Linked DNA regions of Homo sapiens: region 2 is linked to region 1. A link is a loop called in an ENCODE intact Hi-C map of the cell type or tissue named here. Cell type or tissue: prostate gland. All regions are shown on one strand. Each heading gives the region's core, and the rest is flanking DNA. Links, peaks and the distances in the headings are about the cores only.

Evidence for each region. Hi-C counts contacts between places; a loop is a spot of excess contacts. Peaks named below come from ENCODE experiments on the same cell type or tissue, not always from the same donor. Only the 100,000 strongest peaks of a DNase experiment are listed, where the experiment ranks them.
Region 2: a loop joins it to region 1, with 6 times the contacts of the local background. A loop is called at or near these places in 89 of 110 quality-filtered maps.

Annotation. Positions count from the first base shown.
Region 1 is chr2:109,717,235-109,725,572 of GRCh38, reverse strand. LOC107985774 (a long non-coding RNA gene) reads right to left here and starts at 6,062. Exons shown (of 2, transcript XR_001739114.1): 1 at 6,024-6,062; 2 at 5,457-5,648. It also overlaps a transcript of RANBP2 not described here. In prostate gland, for the core only: no CTCF peak of the experiment used is centred there; DNase peaks (open chromatin) are centred at 3,292, 4,262, 4,942 and 5,502; H3K27ac peaks cover 3,417 bases.
Region 2 is chr2:109,541,371-109,549,708 of GRCh38, reverse strand. It overlaps SEPTIN10 (septin 10), which reads left to right. Exons shown (of 11, transcript NM_144710.5): 10 at 3,472-3,659; 11 at 5,385-6,910. The coding sequence ends at 5,400. It also overlaps a transcript of RANBP2 not described here. Among named protein-coding and RNA genes, the nearest start is that of SEPTIN10, 68 kb to the left of the region's middle. In prostate gland, for the core only: CTCF peaks have their summits at 2,295 and 3,427; DNase peaks (open chromatin) are centred at 1,258 and 3,428; H3K27ac peaks cover 1,455 bases.

The sequences.
Region 1 (8,338 bases), core at 8-8,007:
GTCCCAGTTAAAAATACCACTACTTCCCACAGAGCCCCAGGATGGCATGAGAGCAGCAAGAAATGCCAGCCTACAGGGAGGGAGTTCATCTCCCCACTAATGAAAGTCCATGGCACCATGGTGAAGTGCAATTTGGATAAGGTGGTTATTGATACCCAAGCACCATGGGTTTCTCCCCTGTCCAGGCCATCGTGACCAGGCACTAGCTCCTTCTCTTCCACCCCCTCCACTTTCTGGCATCAAGACCCTCACCCTGTGGAGTGGATGTGGAGCTCTCAGGCATCCAGGAGTACACTTGGGCCCCAAGAGGTATCTGGGCTCAGGTGGGAGGACCTCCTCCTGCAAGTGAGGAACAACCAAGAGGGAGGGGAGGGCGAAGTCACCCCTGTGTTCACTGTCATCCTCCCACCTGGGATGTGTTCTGAGGGGAGCAGGGGCTTTGGTCTGTTCTGTCACTGCAGAATCCCCAGTATCTAGAGCAGCCTGGCACACGGTGGCCACTCAGCAAGTAGTTACAGAGGGAGCCCATGAGTGAGTAAGCACTGCCACCAAGGTGCCAGCAGCCTCTGATCACCCTGTTCTCCCACCTTGTTTGACTCAGGTTTGCCTCACCTCCCCCAAGGGGAGGCCTAACACTGCTTTCGCTTACCCTAGTCCAAGAACCCCTTTGGGGGTAGGGTGCCCAGACCCGACTGCCCCTGGCCTGGCATACCTCCGTGCCCTCCCTACTTTTGGAGTCTCAGAAGTAAAGACCATACATTCCCTCTTCTGTTATCTTTGTAGTCCTGCCACAAAGTCCTGACTTCCCTGGAGGCAGGCTGGCTTCCTGAAGCTTCTGGGAGGAGGGGTGCAAAAGCTGGCGAGAAAACCGGCAATTTGAGTTTCAAGGTTTTATCTCACTGCAGGTGCCTTGCCAGCTCACTGCAGGACCCAGGGTAAGCTCAGTGGTGGGGTACAAGGCGCACCCTTGGGGTTTGGCTTTTAAAACTCACCTAAGACCCAGCCAACTCCAACAGTGTTCTGAGGAGTGTGCCCACCACCTACCTGTCCCCCTTCCATGTTGAAATAACTGTGTCCAATAAGAGAAGGATTGATGGAGGTGAAGGACCTCTTCAAGAACCACTGCTCAAGGAAATCAGAGAGAACACAAACAAATGGAAAAACATTCCATGCTCATAGGTAGGAAAAATCAATATCGTGAAAATGGCCATGCTGCCCAAAGTAATTTATAGATGCAATGCTATTCCCATTAAACTACCATTGACATTCTTCACAGAATTAGAAAAATATATTTTAAGATTCATATGGAACCAAAAAGGAGCCTGAGAAGCCAAGACAATCCTAAGCAAAAAGAACAAAGCTGGAGGCATCATGCTACCTGACTTCGAACTATACTACAAGGCTATAGTAACCAAAACAGCATGGTGCTGGTACAAAAACAGACACATAGACCAATGGAACAAAATAGAGAACTCAGAAATAAGACTGCACACCTACAACCATCTGATCTTTGACAAACCTGACAAAAACAAGCAATGGGGGAAGGATTCCCTAGTTAATAAATGGTGCTGGGAAAACCAGCTAGCCATAAGCAGAAAATTGAAACTGGGCCCCTTTGTTACACCTTACACAAAAATTAACACAAGATGGATTAAAGACTTAAATGTAAAACCCAAAACTATAAAAATGCTAGAAGAAAATCTAGGCAATACCATTCAGGGCATAGGCATGGGCAAAGATTTCATAATGAAAACGCCAAAAGCAATTGCAACAAAAGCAAAAATTGACAAATGGGATCTAATTAAACTAAAGAGCTTCTACACAGTAAAAGAAACTATTAGCAGAGTGAACAGACAACCTATACAGAATGGGAGAAAAGTTTTGCAGTCTATCCATCTGACAAAGGTCTAATGTCCAGAGTCTACAGGGAACTTAAACAAATTTACAGGAAAAAAAACCCCATTAAAAAGTAGGCAAAGGATATAAACAGATACTTCTCAAAAGAAGACATTCATGCAGCCAACAAATATATGAAAAAAAGCTCAACATCACTGATCATTATAGAAATGTAAATTGAAACCACAATGAGATACCATCTTATTCCAGTCAGAATGGCAATTATTGGCCAGGTGTGGTAGCTCATACCTGTAATCCCAGCACTTTGGGGGGCCAAAGCTGGTGGATCACTTGAGGTCAGGAGTTTGAGACCAGCCTGGCCAACATAGGGTGAAACGTCTCTACTAAAAACACAAAAATTAGCCGGGCGTGTGGCACACACCTGTAGTCCCAGCCACTCAGGAGGCTGAGGCAGTAGAACAGCTTGAACCCAGGAGGCAGAGATTGCAGTGAGCCAAGATCATACCACTGCACTCCAGCCTGGGTGACAGAGTGAGATTCTGTCTCAAAAAAGTAGAAAAAGAAAAAAAAGAATGCCAATAATAACAACAGATGCTGGTGAGGTTGTGGAGAAAGAACACTTTTAAACTGTTAGTGGGAGTGTAAATTAATTCAAACATTGGAGAAGACAGTGTGATGATTCCTCAAAGATCTAGAAGCAGAAATACCGTATGAACCAGCAATCCCATTACTGGGTATAGACGCAATGGAATATAAATCATTCCATTATAAAGATACATGACTGTATGTTCACTACAGCACTATTCACAATAGCAAAGACATGGAATCAACCCAAATACCCATCAATGATAGAAAATGTGGTACATATACACCATGGAGTACTATGCAGCCATAAAAAGGAACAAGATCATGTCCTTTGCAGGGACATAGATGGATTTGGAAGCCATTATCTTCAGCAAACTAATGCAGGAACAGAAAACAAAACACATGTTCTCACTTATAAGTGGGAGCTGAACAATGAAAACAGAAGGACACATGGTGGGGAACAACACACATTGAGGCCTGTCGTGGGGAGGGTGAGGGAAGGGAGAGCATCAGAAGAATGGCTAATGGATGCTGGGCTTAACACCTAGGTGATGGGTTGATCTCTGCAGCAAACCACCATGGCACACGTTTATCTATGTAACAAACCTGCACATCCTGCACATGTAACTTGGATCTTGAAATAAAAATTGAAACAAAAGAGAAGGACCAATGGGGAATGTGCTATCCTTGGGAACAGTACAGAGATGGGAGAGGGTTTGACAAACACTAGAGAGCTGTGGGCTATGAACCCTCCCTTCCAGCTATGAGCATGTTCACACTGAGCCGGAGCAGTGCCAGGCTCTGCCTCTTTCCGTGTCTGGCCTGTGGCCAGCAGGTCTTAGTGTAGATTAACTCCTCTATGAAAGGGGAGGTGTCCTGCAAGCAGCATCAAGATGCTCTTCAACAAGTTCTCTGGGCTATGCTCCAGGATGCCGACAAACAAGTCCGCAGGGCCCCAGGACCTGGTGCTGACAGGATGGTTGCAACCTTCTCAGCTCAGCCAACTCTAAAATCGATTTTAACCTGGATGGCCTCTTAGCCTGCCATCCTCCTCTCCACCCCACTCCACATACACACACACATGCCTCACTAAAGCTCTGTAGGCTATTTGACTTTGAAAATAGGACTTCCTTGTGTTCCCACTGAAGCAAATGTGTTGCCTAAATCCCTAAATGAGCCAGCTGGCTGCACAGGATTCTTGAGGACAAGTGGGCTCCGTGGAGACCACCCAGAGCCCACCTAGAGAGGCGTGGCCCACGGGCAGGCTGGTGGGAATTGGGGCAAGGTGGCTGCTCGCTCAGGAGACCCCTCGTTGTAGGGCCACCTTGCCAGCTGCACCCATGGGGCTATGGTGTTCCCTCTGACTGGCAGACACTAGCGGGCCTCCAGCACCTAGGGCTGAGGGTAACATATTCATATATAAAATAAAATACTGAAAGAAATGGGAAAGTTAAAAAGCGGTGGATTGATATTTGTGAGGAAAACACTGAATTGGAAGACCGAAACAGCCACCACCCTTTCTGATGGCCTCATCCTGCTTCTGCCTCTAGCTGTGCGGCCTTGGAGATCAATGCTGTTTTTTTTATCTTTGGGCCTTAAATGGACTAGTAAAAGGCACCTTCTGAGCGAATTCCAGCACAGCAATTCTGATTCTGTCTCTGCTCTGATACCTGCCTGCGGAGGCATCCCTGATCTCATTATTTTTTATGCATGCCCAGCGTGTTTCTGCACAGGCTTAGCTTTTATGAGTCTGCCACTTTGGAAACAAATCACACGTCCTGTGTTCCATCAGCCTGTGGCGCAGTGTGGAATTTCTGGTATAACAGCATTTAGCTGCTGAGGAAACATGTCTGGCTTTGCTTCCTTGGGAGAGGGTGCAAAGGAAGAAAGCCGCAGCGTGTACACAAAAGAAAGTTCGTGTTCCGAGGGAGGTTTTTAATGTCCTTGTAAATACTAACCAGTGTCTACTCAGAAGTCTTCAAGAAGGAACTTGTAGTAATGATATGAATTAATATTTCTGGCAGTTCCAGAAATGCAGTTGCCCCATCTTGTTTTGGGGCAGCTCACATCCTGATCACAGCGGCACATTCTGTGTGATCTTAGTGATGCTGCACCAGCCCTCTTGGTGGCATCTGTGACTTGATAGGCATTCATCTCAGGTGAGCAAGGCTGCTGAGCTGGGTGAGGAGAGGCCTAGCTAGAAAGGTGCCCACATCTGGCATTGTGCTAGAAGGGCCGCCTTCCCCTGAAGCTGGGCCAGTGACAATCAGGAGAGGGAGGGCTTTTGCCAGAAAGCAGTGCCCTGCTGTGAGGTCCCAGCCTGAAGGGGCTCTCAGATCTTCTGGGGAGAAGAGCAAATCAGGTAACCTTGGCAACTCACATCTTTGGAGTTATTTACACATGTGAAAACTAAGGAGATTGGATGAAATGATGGATTAGGTCCCATCAGAACTGTAAACAATGATGGCATTATTTAGTGCCTGGATCCCTGCCTTGAGAATTTACATTTGGCACACCAAGTTCTTACAGACCTGCACTTCAGTAGGGGAACTGCATTACCTCACTGCCTGCCTGGTAACAGTGATTCTCAGCCCCACATGGTGCATAAGAATCACCTCTAGGGCTTTTAAAAGGCTCTGATACTCAGGTCTTACCTGTGAAAGAGATTTGGTTTCAATTTGTCTGGGATGGAGCCCACACGTTGCCATTTTTTTTAAAGCTCCTTAGGTGATTCTAAGATGTAGCCAGAATTAAGAACCACTGATAGGTTGCAAGTGCTGCTATAGTGGCTGTCACGGTGATGCTGTGTCACTGAAGGGACTGTATATATATATATGTGTGTGTGTGTGTGAGTGTATGTGTGTGTGTATAAAGATTGATATATATGTGTGTGTATATATATATAATGATCAGAAGGTTACACAAGGGCGTGGAGGCGTGCAGGAGGAGGTTCAGTATTTCATACTGGTCTCCCCATCACATGTTCTATTGGCAAAAGTTTCTGAAGTCAGTAGAAATGTCAAATGAAATTTATGTCAACCACAAAGAGCAGCTGACTTTAGCTGGCCGAAGCTGGCTGGTAAGGGCAGTGATAGTCCAGAATCTAGCCAGGTGCAGCCGATCACGAGTCCTCGGTAGAACAGCAGTTTCCAGAGGCTCACTTCCTCCTGTTACTCCCAGCTTGAGGCTTGACATCAAATTTCAATCTACATAAATGTTGGTCAAGGAAGAGAAATAAATGAATTTTTGCTTAAAGAATAATCATCACTGTGGCCAAGCCTGGAAATTCATGATGCCCAGAGGAATCATCTTGGTCGATGCTTATGAAAAGGCCTTCTAAGCAGACCCCTTGTTGATCTAAGGTATCTATGGACTCTCCCCAGTCCTTCCAATTTTTTTAACGGCTTTATTAAGATATAATTCATGGGCCAGGCGTGGTGGCTAGCACCTGTCATCCCAGTACTTTGGGAGGCCGAGGCTAGCGGATCACGAGATCAAGAGATCGAGACCATCCTGGCCAACACGGTGAAACCCCATCTCTACTAAAAATACAAAAATAAGCTGGGTGTAGTGGCGCACACCTGTAGTCCCAGTTGCTCAGGAGGCTGAGGCAGGAGAATTGCTTGAACCGGGGAGCCAGAGGTTGCAGTGAGCGGGGATCCCACCATTGCACTCCAGCCTGGCGACAGAGCAAGATTCCACCTCAAAAAAAAAAAAAAAAGATATATCACAGCCAGGTGCGGTGGCTCACACCTGTAATCCCAGCACTTTGGGAGGCCAAGGTGGGAGGATCATCTGAGGCTGGGAGTTTGAGACCAGCCTGATCAACATGAAGAAACCCCATCTCTACTAAAAATACAAAAAAAATTAGCCGGGTGTGGTGGTGCATGCCTGTAATCCCAGCTACTCAGGAGGCTGAGGCAGGAGAATCACTTGAACCTGGGAGGCGGAGGTTGCGGTGAGCCCAGATCATGCCATTGCACTCCAGCCTGGGCAACAACAGGAAAACTCCATCTCAAAAAAAAAAAAAAAAGATATAATTCACATACAACACAATTTACCCACTCAGGCATGTAATTAAATTGCTTTTTGTTTTTGTTTCTTTTTTTTTTTTTTTTTTTTTAGATGGAGTCTCACTCTGTTGCCAGGCTGGAATGCAGTGGCACAATCTCAGCTCACTGCAACCTCTGACTCCCTGGTTCAAGCAATTCTCCTGCCTCAGCCTCACGAGTAGCTGGGATTACAGGCATGTGCCACCATGCCAAGCTAATTTTTGTACTTTTAGTAGAGACGGGGTTTCACCATGTTGGCCAGGATGGTCTCAATCTCCTCACCATGTTGGCCAGGATGGTCTTGATCTCCTGACCTCATGATCTGCCTGCCTCGACCTCCCAAAGTGCTGAGATTACAGGCGTGAGCCACTGCGCCTGGCCGTAATTAAATTGTTTTTAAGTCACAGGGTTGATGTGGCAACAGTCACCATAGTCAATGTTGGAATGGTTTCACCACTTCAAAAAGAAACCTGGTACTTGTTAGCTGTCATCCTCCTGTACCTTGATCCATCTCTCTACCTCCCATTCCCAACCCTGAGCAACTACAAATCTACTCTACAGATTTGCCTATTCTGGACTTTTGTATAAATGTAATCCTATAATATATGGTCTTTTGTGACTGGCTTCTTTCACTTCACATAATGTTTCTAAGTTCATCCATGTTGTAGCATGTATTAGTACTTCATTCCTTTTTATGGCTGAGTAATACGCCATTGTATGGATATACCACATTTTCTTTATCCATTCATCAGTTGATGGACAGGTTATTTCCACTTGTTGGTTATTATGGAAAATGCTACTATAAACATTTGTGTACAAATTTTTAGGTGGTCATATGCTTTTATGTCTCTTGGGTTCATACCTTCAGAGAAGTGCTGGGCCAGATTGTAACTCTGTTTAATTATTTGAGGAACCACCAGACTCTCTTCCAAAGTGGCCGCATCATTTTACATTTCCACCAGCAATATGTGAGGGTTCCAGTTTCTCTGCATTCCTGCCAATGCCTATTATTTTCCACTTTTTTTGATCTTTTTAAATTTCTGTCAGTTTTGCAGTTCTCAAAGTATAAGTTTTGCTCATTTTGTTAAATTTATGTTTAGGTAATTTATTCCTTTTAATGTTATCACAAATGGAAATGGTTTTGTGTTTTTGTTTTTGTTTTCTTGAGACAGACTTTTACTCTGTTGCCCAGGCTGGAGTGCAATGGTGTGATCTCGGCTCACTGCAACCTCTGCCTCCCGGGTTCAAGCGATTCTCCTGCCTCAGCCTCCTGAGAAGCTGGGACTACAGGCACCTGCTACCACACCCAGCTAATTTTTGTATTTTAAGTAGAGATGGGGTTTCACCATGTTGGCCAAGCTGGTCTTGAACTCCTGGCCTCAATTGATCTACCCGCCTTGGACTCCCAAAATGCTGAGATTACAGGTGTGAGCCACTGTGCCTGGCCTAGGAACTGTTTTGTTGTTGTTGTTGTTGTTTTGTTGTTTTTGTTTTTTGAGATGGAGTTTTGCTCTTGTTGCCCAGGCTGGAATGCAATGGTAAGATCTCAGCTCACTGCCACCTCTGCCTCCCGGGTTCAAGCGATTCTCCTGCCTCAGCCTCCTGAGTAGCTGGGATTACAGGCGTCCACCGCCATGCCCAGCAAATTTTTGTATTTTTAGTTGAGACGGGATTTCACAATGTTGGCCAGGCTGGTCTCAAACTCCTGACCTCAAGTGATCCACCCGCCTCGGCCTCCCAAAGTGCTGGGATTACAGGCGTGAGCCACCGCACCCCGTGGAACTGGGTTTTTTTTTTTTTTTTTTTGGTTTGTTTTTAATTTTCATTTTTGGATTGTTGTTTGC
Region 2 (8,338 bases), core at 186-8,185, 180 kb after region 1:
TTTCAGGCATCCTCCTGGAGTCTTGGAATGTATCCCCCGTGGAAAAGGGGGGACTATCGTACCATACTGATGACTTAATATTCTTAAGAGAATTGGTGACTATTGATAGCACAAAAGATCCCTTGTTTTTAATTTTTTGAGAATTTGAAAATGTATTTGAATTAACTGCCTGTCGTAGTGAATAATGGAACCATGAATGCATGCTTCATGTGTATGGAATAGTTGTTGATAGCCAGAGCTGGAAATGCCACCCAGTGTGAATAACAGTCACATTCACACTTCCCTGCCCCCTTGTTTAATGTTTCCCTCTTTGTAGTTTTCCTGGAATTTTTTAGTCAACCTCATGAATGATGTATAAAGTGCTGTGTGACCTTTCAAGATATTTTAATATTCATGTGAGGTATGCAACCTCCATTTGAGTAACCAGAGAGCTATCTCTAGTCATGTGATAGAAACCTGCCCTTGCTGCTTCCTTTCCAGACTTTGTCCCACTCCTGCTCCTCTCCCACATCACCGATGCACACGTGTGCAGAGAACTGCCACTCTTTGTTTGTGCCACCGATTTGAATGACATCTGGGGAGTGTGCCCTTTAAACACACACACATACCTAACATGTAACTTTTTTAAAAGCAGGAACCATTTAAATAAGCAAATACTAAGGAACTGATGCTTCTCTGAAAAGGCATCCTCTGGAATAAAAGCATCTTATGTTAGGAGGGCCTTAATCGATTATCTGTTTTAACCTTGTTTCCCTTGGAATACTTCTCCTATCAGGTGGTCACTGGCTCACAGGACAACCTATTCCATATTTGGAACATAACAGTTTTATTAGACCAGAGTTTAGCTCTCTGGTTTCTTCTCTCAGTCTCTGATTTTCAGTGAAATATTTCCTCAAATATTATGTCTTTTTTTTTTTTTTTTTTTTTTTTTTTGAGATGGAGCCTAACTCTGTGGCCCAAGCTGGAGTGCAATGGCGCTATCTCGGCTCACTGCAACCTCGGCCTCCCGGCTTCAGGCAATTCTCCTGTCTCAGCCTCCCGAGTAGCTGGGACTACAGGCGCACACTGCCACACCTGGTTAATTTTTTGTATTTTAGTAGAGACGGGGTTTCCCCGTGTTGCCCAGGCTGGTCTTGAACTCCTGAGCTCAGGCAATCCACCCACCTCGGCCTCCCAAACGTCTCCCCCTTTCTAGACAACTTGGTGTCTTAGAAAAAGATAACATAGCCAGGCGCTGTGGCTCATGCGTGTAAACCTCCGTGAGCCAATGAGCCTGTAAACCTCAATGAGCCATCACGCCCAGCTATGTCGTCTTTTTCTAGACACCAAGTCCTGCTTTGTTTGCATGAATGCCAGGTTTCTACCCAGAACTAAAATGTTAATGTCAGATTTACCTAACCAGATCAGAGGACCAAAAATAAGGTTATCTTTTAAAATGTAGATTCTAGACACTGTGGTTGTGTTGTTAGAGGGCACAGCACACAGCTGATTCCTATGGAGCTGGCTTAAGACCCTAGTTTTTTTTTTTTTTGAGGTAAGCCACAATTAAACCAGGTCCACCTACATTCTCCTTGGACCTTGTCTCTCTGAACTGCATGCAGAACTTCACATAACTTTCATCTGTATTTCCTCTCATTACTAGTTCTTCTACATCTTTTAGAATTCTTTTATGAGCAGTATTGTGTGCTGTGCTGGGGGTATAAAAATGAAAAAGACATAGCTCCTAAGTAATCCTCAGGGAGACGTTGCTCCCACAGTTACCCCAGCACATGTGTGCTAAGGGTTTCTCTTTTGCACCTGTAACAGAGCACAGGACACAGAAAGAACTACCCAGGGTGGCAGCTGGAGCAAGCTGAGTTTCCTATTTTTTGTTATTAACAATGGCTAATATTTATCGAGTGCTTACTCAGTGCCAGCCATCATGGTAAAAACGTTAGATAGATGTTTTCTTTTGGTATATCCCAGTTGTTTTAAAGCTTCCTTTTTATTTGTAAGTTTCCAGAGTTTTATGCCCTTCATAGCTTTGAGAAATATGCCTTCTATGATCCATATAGGGCATTCCTTAAATTGTGGAACAAAATAAATTAAAAGGCCTGCCCCAAAATTGACATCTAAGGTGACATTGCTCCCTTTATATGGTTTATCAAGATGATTTTCAGCCCCAAGGAGGTGAAAAACTGCTGAATTGTATTCTTTAAATAATTTTTTCTTCTGCTTTTTTCACTTAAGAGAAATCTCTTGAAACTCATTTAACAGTTGTATACGGGAAGAATAACCCCTATAGGTTCTTATTGGAATGACCCCTTATTTTCAGATTAACCAAAAAAAAAAAAAAAAAACAAGTTTATTAGCATGTATATTTCACATATACAGGGGTGATACAGTCAATGAGTAGTTCTCAAAGAGGCGACTGCATTCTACCTTCTATAGCATCTTCAACAAAGAACAGTTAATTTTTACAGAAATGACAAGACAAAGGAAAAGGACTTGGAGTCTCTAGAGGCAGCAACTTGGAGGAAGGCACATAGCTGGCAGATGAAGGCTAGTCAGTAAAGCTAGTTAATGTAGAGCTGTCTGGTACCAGTCTCCAGGCCCAAAAGGGTCTGAAGTTGTCTTTGGTGGTTAACCTTTGTTCTCCCTGGTTGGGGAAGGGGGCTGGATACCTTTTTTCTTTGTACATCTGTATCCTGCCTTTAGGCGCCTAAAGGGAGGTCAGAGAGCTTTCCTGTATCTGCTGCTTCTTAGTTGCCCTCAGCTCAACAGTCCTGCACATTCTGCTCTCCTACAGCTGCATCAAATGTATTTAGCATTAATTTATTCTTTATCTTTATTGGCTATGTAGGCAATGTTTTTCCTATTATAGTGTAAATTCTACTATGATGAGTATTTTTATATGTAAAGCTTTCTCTGAATTTAGGATTTTTTTAAGCCTAGATCTCAGGACATTGAAAGACTATGGAAAAATAGAATACAGTTTTAACATTCTTGACATAGTTGACAATTGACACTTGCTTTCCAGTGATGTTTACTAGTACAGTTTTCAATAACTGTTTACTGCATATATTTTATTTGGAAAATAGTGTTGTTGTTTTTTTCCTTTCTGGTAATTTCTTTCTATACTTTGCATCTCTTATTTTTATTGAGCATGGACTTGAGAGACTTTAAGAAGTTTTGTAGGGAAAATACACACCGAGAAAATAAAAACTCTAGGAAAAGTTCACAATGTTTTAAAAATAGTTTTGTACATAAAGCTATGATTTTTGCATGGGAACTCATTTAAATTAAAGTTACCAAGGGAATTCCATATGTAAACTTTTCCTTGAACTATGAACTTCTGAGACTTCAGAAAGATTTTGACTGTGTAGGTTATTCTGTGTTGCGCTATGGGGTCCGCCTTTGTGTTGCTGAGCTGGAGAGCGTGCCTCTGCTGCCGCGCTGTGTCAGTAGTGGGGATTGCACTTTTGTTTCCAGCTACAGGCCAAATTTGAGCACCTTAAGAGACTTCACCAAGAAGAGAGAATGAAGCTTGAAGAAAAGAGAAGACTTTTGGAAGAAGAAATAATTGCTTTCTCTAAAAAGAAAGCTACCTCCGAGATATTTCACAGCCAGTCCTTTCTGGCAACAGGCAGCAACCTGAGGAAGGACAAGGACCGTAAGAAGTAAGAGGCCCAGCCACCCTCCCTGGCAGCCCTGCCCACACTTGTCACATTGCCCTGTCGGATCTTCCTAGCGCTTCTTACTTCTGCTTCCTTATGCTTTGTCTTCCTTCTCCAACTAAATGTCAGCTCCTGGAGAGGAGAGACCTTGTCCCTCTTGTTCACTGCTGTTTCCCCAGCATCCAGAACAGCACCTGGCACATGTTATGTGTTCAGTATTTGCCAAAATGAATGAATGAACAAAATAAAAATACATCACAGTGTGAAAAGGATCAGTTAGCTGGGGGAAAATGGCTGCTCTTATTGAATAGCCCAGCCGTGGCCCTAGTACACAGCTAATGGCTGCTGACCTACCATGAGTTATTTTGAATTTCATGTCTAAATAAAGCTGTGCCCTTTGTTGGGGAATTATAGACATAAGATAGTATTTTATTGAATTAATTCTTAGGTTCAGTTTTTTAGAACAAATTCTACTGATACTGATTTTGTGAGAATTTTTATTTTAATAAGGGAACCAGGCTGTCGATTCGAACTCCTGTGCATTGATGTCAGAGCTTGTGAAACCAATGGTGGACGTAAAGACGCAGAGAAAGGTAGAGAGGGCCACAGTGCAAGGGGGCAGCCATGAGTAGCATGTGGATGATAATCGCAAGGCGTGTAGGTTTGGGGTATGTGTTAAAATCAGTTACCCAAGTTTTAGAAAATAAGTTTATTTTTCCTTTTTGATAATTTCCTTCTGTACTTTGTGTCCCTTGTTTTATTTCTCCCACTTAAGTATCCCTGTCGGTTTAACTATTTGGCTCTTGAGGAAATTCATCATGCCTTGTTCTATTCAGAATGCTCATTTGGGGGACTCTGCCTCAGTTTACTCTAGCTACCTCTGTGCTAGCAGCGTTGCATGCTCCCATGTTCCCCACAGAGCAACACATCTGGTTTAATGCTCTCACTGCATCTATTTCAGACCCATTTTCAGAATATTGCAACTCAACTTTAAAATAGGAAAACATAACCTTGGCCCATTGGTGGCTTTCAATTTTTAAATATGGAGAAGTAAACCACAGGACTTTGGCAGATTTTATTGGCTTATATATTTTACAGGTATTTTTGTTTGTTTGTTTGTTTTTTTGGAAAAGAGGAAGGAATTCTCATGTATGATCTTTCAATGCAAGCTCTCCAAGGGCATGGATCTTTATCTTGTTCATTGATATAGCCATCCCCAGAGCCTAGAGCAGTTGTCTGGTACATAGTAGGCATGCAATTATTTTTGAAAGAATAAATAGTATAAAAGCTGTATTTTATTCAAGCATTGAATTTAGAAAGATAAACTATAAATTTATTACTGCTTTTCAACATGCTTTGGATTTTAAAGCTAATGGATCTTTTATTAATACCTTTTTTCCTTTCATCTTAACCCAGTGTTACTAAAATTAGATTTCCCATTTTTTCCCCTATATGAAAGATAATTTACATTTACCTTGTAAAAATTATCACCCTGCTCCACTTGAGAACCCTGCTGTTGTTTGCAAAATCAGGACCAAGCCCATATTTTTTGAGAGCTCTCTAGAAGAATTTATCTTCAAGAAAATATGGTTTGGTGTTTTTGGTTTTTTCTTTTCTTTTTCAAAGTCCCATGGCCAGATATCCTATAATATACTAGATGCATGTTTGCTAATTTTTACTTGAATTTTTTTTAAATTGTACCAATCAAAAGGTTCTTTTTCTTTCCAGCTCCAATTTTTTGTAAAACAGAAGTTCCAGAGCACAGAAGGTCATCATCACAAGCAAACTTTATTAAAAAAAAACTAGAAGTGTGCTTTGATTTTGCTGTTATTTGTTTTATCACTTCTATATTTGGTGAACAGCCACAGTTACTGATATTTATGGAAAAGTACTTTCAAGTACAAGGTCAATACATAAGCCAGAGTGAATGATACTACAAGTTGAGCATCTCTAATTCAAAAATCTGAAATCCAGAAGCTTCAAAATCTGAATCTTTTTGAGCACTGACTTGACCCCACAAGTGGAAAATTCCCCACCCGACACCTTTGCTTTCTGATGGTTCAGTTTAAACAGATTTTGTTTCTTGCACAAAATTTTTGTATAAATTACTTTCAGGCTATATGTATAAGGTGGATGTGAAACATGAATTATGTAATTAGAGTCGGGTCCCGTTGTGTATATGCAGATATTCCAAACCTGAAATCCAAAACACTTCTGGTCCCTAGCATTTTGGATAAGGGATACTCAGCTTGTACCTATATATTCATATATATTCACTGTTGTTAGAAATGTTTAAGTTGCTGTTCTGTGATGAATCTAAATCTTTTCTCTTGCTACCAAGCTATTGTCACTGCAGTGCATTATACCAAAGAGCGAAGTCAGTGCCACTGAAAATACAGAACCCATTAATATCGTGGCTATCTGATTACATTTATATTCCAAGATGAACCTTTTTTATATATGCTAAAAATTTTGGGGAATATGTTTTGGGATGTATTATGGAGCTAAAACTCTAACCTCTTAATAGTTTTATAGAACTTAAAAATTTTTTATACAATTACCCAATTGGTGATATGATCTTAAGCTTTTGTGTCAGATTATTTAATATGATGACTTCATGCTTTATTATGCCTTATTATGGCTGACGTATTACTGTGGTGAAACAAAATATCTTTAAAAGTTAAAACATCCAGATATATAAGCTATTTTTTCCTAAGGATAAAGTACCTTTGAGCATGAGTGTATCACAGCTTTCATTAGGAAAACTTTTCATTACATACTTGTTTAAACTCTGTCTTCCAGGGTAAAAATAATAAGGTTGAATCATTTTATTAAAAATACTTTTTAAGAAAATAACTATGAACATCTGAATATTAAAGATATAAAAATGCACATAATTCATATTTCAGGTGGTATTTGCATTCAGTGCCTTACTGGTATTCTCAGAACATTTTAATGATTTCTAACATTTCTTAACAGTCATAGATATATACATTTTCATTTTTTGTACTTGAATATTCTAAATAAAACTGACATTTACTCTTGACAAATAAAACATATATTTACTAAAATGTGTTTAATTTTCCTTTCTGAAAACTCTCATTTTAAAAACGTTCATTTAATTATGTATTTGAATTATTTTGGAGATGAGGTATTTTATGAGTATTTTCAGACAATGAAACTTATTAGTCTGTGTCAGATTCTGAGCAATCATAGAGTCATCTAAGTTGTAAATAAAACCTTGCATAGCACAATTTATCTGTATACTTTAAATTTTATTTTTGCATTTGAAATTCACAGATGTCTCTCAGTCTTTTAAAACTTCAGTAAATTAAATTATACATGTCATAGAACAAGCTCAGAAGTTTCTTCGCAAGATCAGTGACACCCAGGTTCTGGTAGGCAGGGAGTCCTGGAGGGTAGGTGACCTGAGGTACAGAGCCAGGCCAGCATCACGGTACTTAGTGCCAGCTGAGCAGACTGTTCACAGATGGGCTCGATGACACTGCGGGAGTGTTTGTTACATATGTGGCTATATTTGACCATACTGTTTATAAAGCAGCTCTCCTTAACTCTGAAGAACGTACTTTGAAGTGTGAGATAGGTTGTTGGAATGGTAAACAGTTATTCAAGTTTCTGGTTGAAAAGAACGTAATAAACCTGCCTGAGACTCTCTAGACTTAACAGCAGGGCGGTCGTTTTGTACTGCTGATGACTGCTGTGAGAAAGCCTCACTCCTGCTTCAGCCGCAATGTGAATTTTTAATTCATTTCATATATTTGGGTTCCATGTAAGATTTTATTTTAAAAGAGTTGAACAACAAAGAAAAAATTTTTTAATGACTTCTTCTTACAAAGCTAATTTATCATCAGGCACAAGATTAGAAAATGAATTATCCACTGAGGCATAATCTCCTGGGAATAAAATAAAGCTAGTCATGTTTTGTTAAAAATTTTTCCCATTAAGCTTATGAAACAGTTGTCTCTAACTAACAGCCGTTAATCCTGGTACGTACTCCCTCCGACTTTTAAAGCCCTTTCACATAGACTAGGATTTGAACTTCAAAGCAACACAAGGAAAAAGCATTACAGGGATTATTATCACTATATTGTGGATGAACTCAGTGTAAGCCCCGTGTTCCTATTGGGCCAGGAAATGGGGACACACACATGACTCAGGTCATCCATGCATCATGGAGCAGCCGGAGCAGGCTGGACAACCAAGTAGGTTTGGAGCAGGGCACTCTCAAAAGGGTGTCTGCCTCTCACAGATCACAAGGAGCCGTCCAAAGAAGTGACTGGTCCTGAAGGACTGGAGCAGTTTATCCAGAGTATGAAAGAAGGAGGCATTCCTAGTACAAGGCACAGCATGTTGTGTGCACTGGAAGGTAGCTGAGCACCATCAGAGTACCAGCAAGGAGTGGGGCTCCGGTAAGGGCCAGGTTTCAGAAGCAGTTAAGGAATGGGTTTATAAATCCCAGGAAAGTTTATAAATCCCGTCTGGCAGGCAGTGGGAGCCATTGAAAGGCTTGGCCTCACAAGGTTAGGTGTTCTCCAGGGTTTATGGGAAGGAGATACTGGCAGGCAGGGGGAGCTGGGCCGGGGCAGGCCAACCCTTTAGAGATACAATAGACTCACCTAAGGAGTGTTTAAACAATACTGATGTAGAAAGGAATGTATAGT